2 separate regions of the Homo sapiens genome follow, and region 1 is linked to region 2. Evidence: chromatin loops called from intact Hi-C (ENCODE). Cell type or tissue: OCI-LY7. All regions are shown on one strand. Links, peaks and the distances in the headings refer to the core of each region. The heading gives the core; the rest is flanking DNA.

Region 1 (5,387 bases), core at 176-5,175, 380 kb after region 2:
CTTCCAGTTCCAGAAAATATCTTGCCCACACTTCTTTACCTAGAATTCACACTCCACCCAAATGAAGGCTAGGGCCCAGGCCATCTGGTACACATAACAAATGATAATGCAAAGATGTGAGCCCTGGCCTGGTGCAAAGCCAGAGGAGAGGGGACCCTGGCAGAGTGGAAAGGGTGTGCTCCAGTCAAGGCATTAAATCGAGTGACCTTTTAAAGGCACATCTCACCCCGCGGGCTACAGTGAGCAACCCCTGGTTAAACAGTTCTATCCCTACGGTGCTATGGGACCTGGGGAGGCATTATGCACCTTTTCTAGTCTCCTGGGCCCTCTCCTTCGCAAGGAAAACAGACTGTGAGCTCAACTGATAGAAGGTCAGAGACAAACCCACAGGCCTCTCCTCCTCACCCCTTCTTCACAGGTGTCCGTGACTCCGCCCTCTTCCCTGCCTCACAAATAAGTTCTTCCACCACTGCCCTCTTAGGTCTTTGAATTTTTCAGTCTCAGATAATTGAGATTAAATAGGCTTTCTCTTCTCTCCCGTCACTAAGCCTCCTCTGAGGTCTGCTGGATCACTAGGAGAAGGGGAAGTTCCCTTCCCACAAAGGGGATAGGGGATTAGCAATAAAACAATGGGACAACATGAGCCCCAGGCTGTACCTGCTCCTGCTTTTTATGGATGATCTCTAAGCAAATCCATCTCTTCTTATCTGGCAGTGTTTGCCGTAAAATAAATTCATTCATTCATTCCTCTCTTCTTCCTAAGAGCTGTTTCCTCTCTAAAGCCCCATCTGATTTATTCTTTTATTCACACGACCTTGGACACATACAGGGTTGCTGTCCATTGTTCTAAGCCCTTACCATACAGCAGTGGACAAAACAGAAAGAACTTTCTGCCCTCACTGGACTTACATTATAATAGGCAACGAAAAAAAAAAACTAACTAAAAATGTAATATCAAGAGTGGCGTATAGTATTCCAGAAAATGACTTAAGCTATAACAACAGGAAAAGGTAGAGAAGGATGAGAAGGATTCAAATTCTGAGCATAGGGAAGACGGGTTGTAGAATTACATAGGATGGCAGGATAAGCCTCTTCAAGAGCGGGACATGTGAGCAACAACTTGAAGGAGGAGGCGAGGGAGTTATCCATGCAGGTATCCAGCAGAAAGCATCCTGGGCAGATGAAACGGTGAAACAAAGATCAAAGATGGGACTGTGTTGTGTGCATACATACATTATATTTGTATAATGTTAAATATGTATAAATATTAAATATATAGTAATGTATAAGCCCTTATACAGTTCCTTTAGTCCAATAATAAGGACTTATGCTGAGAGCATCCCCCAACCCCGTCGACTCTTGGTCTGAAATATCGCGCAAAGCATCTTATGCTCTTGACAAGGAAGAACTTCCTGCTCAAATAGCTGCTTATTAATCCCTGGGCAAACTCATATATCCCACCCACACATAAAAGTTACCAAAGCCACGCTGCCCTGCCTTCTCTCTCTCTCTCTCTCTCTCTCTCTCTCTCTCTCTGACTCCTGTGTTATTCTCAGACCTCTCCAGGGAGCACTAGCATTTCAGTGAACACAGATTAATGTGATCTAACTGGAAGAGACACAAGAAATCCTGCAATCTAGTTATTCCCGAACAAGCTGTTTCAACAAACCTGTGTTATCTACTATGTACAGTTAAGTAATATGGTGTGGGGTAGGCATGATTATTACTAATAATGTTGTTATTACCGCACAAGGGTCTCAATGAACAAGAAATAGTCCCTGCCTCAAAGAAGTGGATAGAAACGCAAAAATGATTTCCCATAATACCATAAGAGCCAGCATTTCCTCAAGGCTACCTACATTCCAGGCAGTTTCCCAAACACTTTCTTAGTGTTATTTCTCTTAATCCACACATCACTTCTGAGACAAGAGCCTATTCATATCCATAAAGTCTTAAGGAGAGAGAGATTCAGAGAGACCCACAAGTTCCTCTGAGTTAAAAGGATTATTAAGTGGGAAAAGTAGAATTTAGTCTTTATCCATTTGATCCCTAAACTTCTTAATATACTCCACTAGCATAATTAGAACCTGAACCAAATGTATACATAAGTGTTACTGAGGCAAGAGAATAGGGTCTGGAAGCACGGATCGTAAGCACTTCCTGGAACTAAATCAAAGGGAAAACCCCCAACTTTCTATGCCCAAGTAAATAACTTTGTAACTTCACTGCAGCTATGACAGGAAACATCCTCTTCATTTGCATGTAGCCTGTATACCAAGTAAAGAACTTTGTAACCTCACTATACCCTCTTCATTTACATACAGCATACACCAAGTAACCAATAGGAAATGTCTAGAGGGGTTGTTTTTTTTTTTAATACAGAGTCTCGCTCTGTCTCCCAGGCTGGAGTGCAGTGGTGTGATCTCAGCTAACTGCAACCTCCCGGGTTCAAGCAATTATTGTGCCTCAGCCTCCCAAGTATCTAGGATCACAGGTATGCACCACCACACCTGCCTAATTTTTGTATTTTTAGTAGAGACGGTGTTTTGCCATGCTGGCCAGGCTGGTCTCGAACTCCTGACCTTAGGTGATCCACCCGCCTCGGCCTCCCAAAGTGCTGGAATAACAGGCGTGAGCCACCACGCCCTGCCGTCTAGAGAGTATTGAAACCCCAGAAAATTTTGTAATGGTGCTCTTGAGCTGTTTGCTTGGGCCCACTCCCACCCTGTGGAGTGTACAATAGCAGATCTCAATAAATCTGCTTTTGTTGCTTCCTTCTTTACTTGCTTTGTTTGTGTGTTTTGTGTAATTCTTTGTTAAGAATGCCAAAAACCTGGACACCCTCAACTGGTAACATTATGAGAGCAGAGAAGAGCAGGTCATTCACCCCCTGCTATGGAGAAACAGAGTTATCGAAAGCTGCATAATAGTGGGTCACTAGGTTGACAAGTGGAGAAAGGACATTCTTGTGGAGGAAACAGCAGGAACACACGCAGAGAAAATGGAAAGCACATAAAGCCCAGCTGAGCTAGCGGGAGATGGGGCTGGAAGGGGATGTTGGAGCCATGTTGGTGAGAGCCTTGTGTTTCATATTTAGGAGCTTAGGAGCTTGGATTTTATACTGGGGGTCATCAAAATTCAATCCCATTGAATCTGTGACTTGGTACATCCTTCTTCACCAAATTGGTGAGTTGCTCTCCCTCCTTTCCTCTTGCATGTTTACCTTATCATATTTATTTACTTATTTTTGAGACAGGGTCTCTCTCGCTCAATCTGGAATGCAGTGGCATGATCAGGGCTCACTGCAACCTCCATTTCCGGGACTCAAACAATCCTCCCACTTCAGCCTCCCGAGTAGCCGGGATTACAGTCGTATGCCACCTTGCCTGGCTAATTGTATTTTTTGTAGAGATGGGGTCTCACTATGCTTCCCACGATGGTCTCAAACTCCTGACCTCAAGTGATCTGCCAGCCTTGTCCTCTAAAAGTGCTGGGATTACAGGCATGAGCCACTGCCTGGCTGTTTATTCATATTTTTATGCCAAGCAGTATGTCAGGCTTTGGCAATACAATATGCACCTGTCAACCTTGGTTGTTTGGTTGGATTGGTACTTGCTTGATGAATGTGTAAATAAATGTGAGCTCTCTAAATGCAGAGGTCATGCCGTGCTCCTTCTCCCTCTCCTGGTGCTTAGTACAACGCCTAACATACAACTCGATAATTACTGTTTAAATGAAAGATAAAGCAAACAAGTGAATTAATAAGTTTATAAATGAATGAATGTATGAAAATATAAATGTGTGGACAAATTGACTTCATCAGCAAATGAACAAAAGAAGAAAATGTATCAATATTCTACCCTATCTTTCCCTATAAGGAGTGTAGATTTTACCTACACATACCATATGTTCTCTACACTTCTTTCCACTACAACATGACTCAGAAGTAGCCCATATTCTTGGGGAGAGAATTATGTCAATGTGTTCCTTTTTAATTTTTCAATAAACTTTTAAAATTTCAGATGATTGTAGAGTCTCATGCAGTTTTAAGAAATAAAGCAAAGATCTCTGTGTGCCCTTTACCCATTTTCCCCCAGTGGTAGTCCTTTCAAAACTATTATACGATATCACCATCAGGGCATGCAGTCGATACAGTCAAGATACAGAACTTTTCCATCATCACCAGGATGCAGCCCTTCTATAGCCACACCCAGTTCCCTCCAGCCCCCAACTCCCTCCTCAGAGCCCCCACCTCCCTCCTCAGTCCCTGGCAACCACCTGTCTGTTCTCCATTCCTATAATTTTCTCATTTCCAAAATATTATATTAATGGAATCATATATAAGTAATTTTTCTTGATTGACTTTTTCACTCAACATAATTCTCTGGAAAGTCCCCCAAGTTGTGTATGTATTAACAATTCATTCCTTTGTATTGTTGAGTAGTATGTGATGATACAAATGTACCAGTTTATTTAATCATTCAGCCACTGAAGGACACTTGCATTGTTTCCAGTTTTTAATATTATAATTAATTTGTGTACCAATTTTTGTGTGAACATAAGCTTTCATTTCTCTGGGATAAATGCCCAGGAGTGCAATTGTTAGTTGTTATTTTTTTAAGAAACTGTCAAGCTGTTTTCCAGCGTCCCCGTACAATTTTACATTCCCATCAGCAATGTATGTGTGATCCATTTTCAACATATCCTTGTCAGCATTTGGTGGTGTCACTATTTTTTTTTGTATGCATTTTTGTTCAGTTCTTTATTTTCATCTCTCTTGTGGTTTTTCTGTACCTCATTACGTTTTCATAGTACAGTAGAAAGTAAATGGTACACGTTTTGCGGAGGTTTTTAAAGTCATTCTAATAGGTATGTAGGGATAACTCATTGCAGTTTTTTAATTTTCATTATCTTAATACCTAATGATGTTGAACATTTCATGCGCTCATTTGTCATCTGCGTATCCTCTTCCGAAATATCTGTTCGTATCTCTAGCCTACTTTCTAATTTAATTTTTTTCATCGGGTTTTGAGAAGTCTTTAAATAATTTGTAGTGATGTTCCTAGTAATCTTTCATTCCTAGTCATGGTAATTTGTGTTCGTTTTTTGTCAGCCTTTTCAGAGAAACTTGTAAATTTTATTGATCTTTTTAAACAAACAACTTTGTTTCATTGATTTTTTTTCTGTAATATATTTTGTGTTTTGATTTGTTTCTGTTCTGTATTGTTTTCTTCTCTCGGCTTCCTTTGGATTTATTTTGCTATTTTTTTCTAGGTTCTTGAAGTAGGATCTTAGATTATTGGTTTCAGACTTCATTTTTTTAACATTTGCAGTTAGTGCTCTAAATTTCCCTCTCAGCATTGTTTTAGTCATAGCCTACAAAGTTT
Region 2 (5,387 bases), core at 278-5,277:
CTTTAAATGTGTCCCAGAGATTCTGGTATGTTGTGTCTTTGTTCTCACTGGTTTCAAAGAACATCTTTATTTCTGCCTTCATTTCGTTATGTACCCAGTAGTCATTCAGGAGCAGGTTGTTCAGTTTCCATGTAGTTGAGCGGTTTTGAGTGAGTTTCTTAATCCTGAGTTCTAGTTTGATTGTACTGTGGTCTGAGAGAGAGTTTGTTATAATTTCTGTTCTTTTACATTTGCTGAGGATTGCATTACTTCCAACTATGTGATCAATTTTGGAATAAGTGCGATGTGGTGCTGAGAAGAATGTATATTCTGTTGATTTGGGGTGGAGAGTTCTGTAGATGTCTATTAGGTCCGCTTGGTGCAGAGCTGAGTTCAGTTCCTGGATACCTACAAAGCAGATGGAAAACAAAAAAAAAGCAGGGGTTGCAATCCTAGTCTCTGATAAAACAGACTTTAAACCAACAAAGATCAAAAGAGACAAAGAAGGCCATTACATAATGGTAAAGGGATCAATTCAACAAGAAGTGCTAACTATCCTAAATATATATACACCCAATAGAGGAGCACCCAGATTCATAAAGCAAGTCCTTAGAGACCTACAAAGAGACTTAGACTCCCACACAATAATAATGGGAGATTTTAACACCCCACTGTCAACATTAAACAACTAGTGCCATCTTAACTAATATATCCAGAGATGAAAAATGTAGTAGAAAAGTACAGAAGTGAGACTGGATGTCTGAGGGAATCTCCCCGGAAGAGGTAATATCTGAAATTTAAAAAGGAAACAACAAAAAAGGTCCTGAAAATTTCTCCCAAAGTGAACTGCATTTTAGAAAGAATCTGGGTTGGAAGATAAAGGGCTTTGTGAGTAGGCAAGGACTCAAAATTGCTAGAATTTCCCAAGCTGTCCAGAAGACATGCACTGATAGGAAAGGCCAACACTGGAAGCGTGCATCATCTTCTATTTCCTACTCTCATCCAATTGCGTTAAGTTCAATGTGCTTTCCTGGGCGTCTGCTGTTTGCTCAGGGCCCTGTGTTAAAGCTAATGGGAAAACAAACAAACAAGTAAAATTCAGTCTTTTTTTTTTTTTTTTTTTTTTTGAGATGGAGTTTCACTCTTGTTGCCCAGGCTGGAGTGCAATGGTGCAATCTCAGCTCACTGCAACCTCTGCCTCCCGGGTTCAAGCGATTATCCTGCCTCAGCCTCCCAAGTAGCTGGGATTACAGGCATGCACCACCAGGCCCAGCTAAATTTTGTATGTTTTTAGTACAGACAGTGGTTCTCCATGTTGGACAGGCTGGTCTCGAACTCCCGACCTCAGGTGATCCACCCACATTGGCCTCCCAACAGTCATTTTTTCTTTCACGAACTTTCCATCTTAAAGAAGGAAGAATGGACTTGGCCTTGAATGAGGTGGTGGGTGGTAATGTTAATTTCTTTCATGTGTTCTCACCTTTGTTTGGCTTTCTCTCATGAGTTGGAATGTAAGTAACAACAGCCAGAGGACATTTCGAGTGACTATAAACCAGACATCACTGAGATTTCAGAAGGAGAATCTCCATTCACAGATTATTTCTCCTGTCCTAGTAATTTGTCTGTCAAAAGTGGATTTGATTCATTTATATTGAATGTTACTATGTACTGAATAGGTTTACATATATCATTCTGTGTATGGCACAATATGTTTCTGAGACTGGCATTACTACAGTCATTTAAAAAGGCAATGTATGGTTCACAGTGAACCTGTTTGCCCAAAACTATCCAAGTAAAGAGAGACAGAGGAGGGATTTGAACTTGGCACTGTACCATATACTCCCAGAGTTATGTCCACTCCCCTACAGTTTCCATCTTACCCCATACCTCATTTCCTTCCCTTGAGATTTTATTTTATTTTTTTAGACAGAGTCTTGCTCCGTTGCCCAGGCTACAGTGCAATGGTGCCATCTCAGCTCACTGCAACTTCCACCTCCCAGGTTCAAGCGATTCTCCTGCCTCAGCCTCCTGAGTACTTGGGATTACAGGTGCGTGCCACCACACCGGCTAATTTTTGTACTTTTAGTAGAGGCGCGGTTTCACTATGTTGGCCAGGCTGGTCTCGAACTCCTGACCTCAGGTGATCTGCCCATCTTGGCCTCCCAAAGTGCTGGGTTTACAGGTGTGAGCCACTGTGCCTGGACTCTCTTGAGATTTTTCTAACCCTTATTTTATCTCTGCCAAGTAGCTGTTTCCCTTCAGAGCTTCCCCTTCTTGAGATTGAAATCTCAAGCTGCAACTTACACCTCACTCCACTTCAATAAACCTGGGAGGGAGGGAGGAAGAAAACAGAAAATAGCTCAGCAGATGTTTCCGGATACATTTTTTTTTCAAGTGCAACTTGCTAATGTGGAAGTTTATTTTGGGGCCTGCCAGTGTTAGCAGATGTTTGAGAAGATGAATACCTGCTTAGGCAATTATACATAGAAAGTGATAGCAGGTTTGCACAAAGAGCCAGTCTTTAAAAATGGATAATATAATAGACTTTCTCATACAGATTCAGCATGTTTATGCTAGATTAATTCTTGCAGTCTGATTTGGACCCTATATTTATTCTTGAACTTTTATACTTATAAAAATGAGGCCATGCAAAAGGAGAGGTAGAAATAGATTGTGCCTACGGATGCCAGCTAGAGAATATAATTAGAGAAAATAATGCCTAGAAACTCTGACACTCAGAGGCTGGAGATCCTATTAATTGCTGCTATGTTATTTTTGGACATAAATATTTACACTTCATTTCTCATTAAAATTCTCCTTCTTAAAATATTAAACCCAGACCTCTGATTGCTGGATAATTAATAGCAAAATAACACATCAAGACTTTCAAGAAATTGAAGGTATACATTTTCCACTCTAGGTATTCTCATGGTGGGGAAGGTAGATACCCAACAATTCCATTCAGCAAACATTCACTGTGTATCTACTAAAGTATTGAGATTCCGAGATAAGCAGGAAACAGCTCCACCTCTTCAGCAACTTAAGTCTCCTAAATATCAAATAACAAAGCTGATAGATTCCATAGACCTCACATAAACATTTCCTCCTGAATGAGGAGTAGTTGTAGGAATAAACTTTTGACAAGCTCAAGGCCTGCCTAGACCTACAGGATGAAAGTGTAACCGGGAAATTTTCCTTTGAATGGTAATGGCAGGTTGATAAAAATTTTCTGATGTGATCTCCAAGATCAGTAAGTATCGTGGGAAATGAGGTGCCTTTTTTGGAGACTTGATTCATGGACAGGAGAGTTTTCCCTTTAGTTGGCAAACATAGCAGAGATGTCTGCTTTGATCATGGTCTGTACAGATTTACATCTGACATTCTTTACCGCACTTGTATCATTTATCTGAGTCTGCTCATAATTTTCCAACAAGCAATACATCCATGTGTCCTCAATGTGGAAGGCTAGTGTCCATCAAGGCACTCCACCATTTGGCATCTCTCTGCATCTTTCATTTCATTTCCAGTGACAACCCCAACCCACACAACAATACCAACCCTCTAAGGGGTCCCCAGATCTGCCAAGCTACTTTAAAACCCCATATTTTGCAGATACTCATCTTCTGTATGGAAACCATTTGCTCCCAACTTTTGCTTCAGAGCAATAAACTATTCATTGTTGGAGAACATGCACTGGTGTCTCCAGATCTTGAAGATTTTCCTGACCCATTCTTTGTCTTTTCAGTGTGCCAGGCACTTAACTTCTATTCTTGTTATTACCCTACAGCATTCACAGTATAATTTGCATGCACATCCCCCCAAACAGATTTGACATCGTCAAAGATGGGAGCATGCACCGTACTCATCTCTATAGCTCCTCCCTCAGTATACACCTGGCACAGAGTGGGGGCTCACTACAAATCTGTTGTATTTCTGCTTTAGTCAGAACACTTTCTCATGGGAATAACAGCTTTCAGAATCACTGAAGCACTGAAAAGAGAGTTTTGATTCACTCGAGTGGGAAGCACTGGGTTGTGCTGATCTCAGGTGTAACTCCATCCAGTGACTCCAATTTCTAGGACTTGACATCATTTGACTCTGGCACCACTCTTCTCTGAGGACTGGCCTTATTCACATACAGTTTAAATGGGCTTTTGCTAAGTAGTGGTGGCATGATGTTCTGGGATTACATTCTTGTATTTTATGACATAAAAGAAAAGAAAGAACATGTGATCATATATAAATTCTCAGTGATCATATATAAATTCCCAGGGGAGATTCTGATTGGTCAGGACTGGGTCTCAATGCTGACCCCTGAGGGCACTCGCTAGTTACATGGATAAGCTAAGATTGTTGGGGGCAGTTCTGGGAGAGAGATCTGCCCACCCCAACAGCTATAGAGTACTCTGATTATCAGCCACAAACAAACCACACAGAGTGGGGCAGGGGGCCAAAGAAAGGTATTGAGTGGGACCAAAAGAAGCAGAAAAGGGACCTTCAATAGAAAAAAAACAAGAGTTGTTTGTTACTCTAATTACTTTAGCATTGTGTGTGACATATAGGGAGTGCTTAGTAGATGTTCACTTACGGAATGAATTTGCTCATGCATGGATTGGAATTTCTTTCTTTCATCCCGTCAATGATGTACATATACATAGAAACAGCTCAGGCCCATGTGTTTTGTGATTGTAAGTTCACTCCTTTGTTCAAGACCCAGACTCTCTTCAAGCTCACAATATACAGTATTCAGCTTCCAACAGAAAATTTTCTTTTAAATATATTAAAAGATTCTCAATTCAGCAATCCAGCTGGACTACTTTTAGACTTCTGCCCACAAGCACAGGCATCAATCTGTTTCCTACAAAGTGTTGTTTGCTGTGATAATCTCACCTCCAGCAAATGTTCCTATCTTTAACTCCTTGTTATTAAAATTGTGTACAGAAAGCTCAGGGAAAATAAAACCATGGGCTGAGAGTATCTGACAATATCATACAGTAGAAAGGAAAATTGTTTAAGAAATTGAGAAATAGTGTTAGGTGTATCTTTAAGTCTAACTCACCTTGGACATGTTACCTCTATCAGCCACTATTTTATCAATAAAGTAACAACTTCATTAGATGATTTGTGGTTAGCATTAATTCTCTATGCATGCATGGAAGATTCTTTTTTTTTTTTTTTTTTTTTTTAGATGGAGTTTTGCTCTTGTTGTCCAGGCTGGAGTGCAATGGCATGATCTTGGCTCACCGCAACCACCGCCTCCTGGGTTCAAGCGATTCTCCTGTCTCAGCCTCCTGAGTAGCTGGGATTACAGGCATGTCCCACCACGCCTGGCTAATTTTGTATTTTTAGACGAGACAGGGTTTCTCCATGTTGGTCAGGCTGGTCTCGATCTCCCGACCTCAGGTGAT

What was found. A loop is a pair of places that touch in the nucleus more often than their neighbours do. Peaks named below come from ENCODE experiments on the same cell type or tissue, not always from the same donor. Only the 100,000 strongest peaks of a DNase experiment are listed, where the experiment ranks them.
Region 1: it touches region 2 in a loop (2.9-fold over the local background); 1 of 110 quality-filtered maps calls a loop at or near these places.

The regions. Positions count from the first base shown.
Region 1 is chr4:10,720,032-10,725,418 of GRCh38, reverse strand. It overlaps a transcript of CLNK not described here. Among named protein-coding and RNA genes, the nearest start is that of LINC02498, 15 kb to the left of the region's middle. In OCI-LY7, for the core only: no CTCF peak of the experiment used is centred there; a DNase peak (open chromatin) is centred at 2,268; H3K4me3 peaks cover 1,600 bases; H3K27ac peaks cover 451 bases.
Region 2 is chr4:11,097,160-11,102,546 of GRCh38, reverse strand. No RefSeq gene overlaps it. Among named protein-coding and RNA genes, the nearest start is that of MIR572, 270 kb to the left of the region's middle. In OCI-LY7, for the core only: no CTCF peak of the experiment used is centred there; DNase peaks (open chromatin) are centred at 2,316 and 3,886; H3K27ac peaks cover 1,101 bases.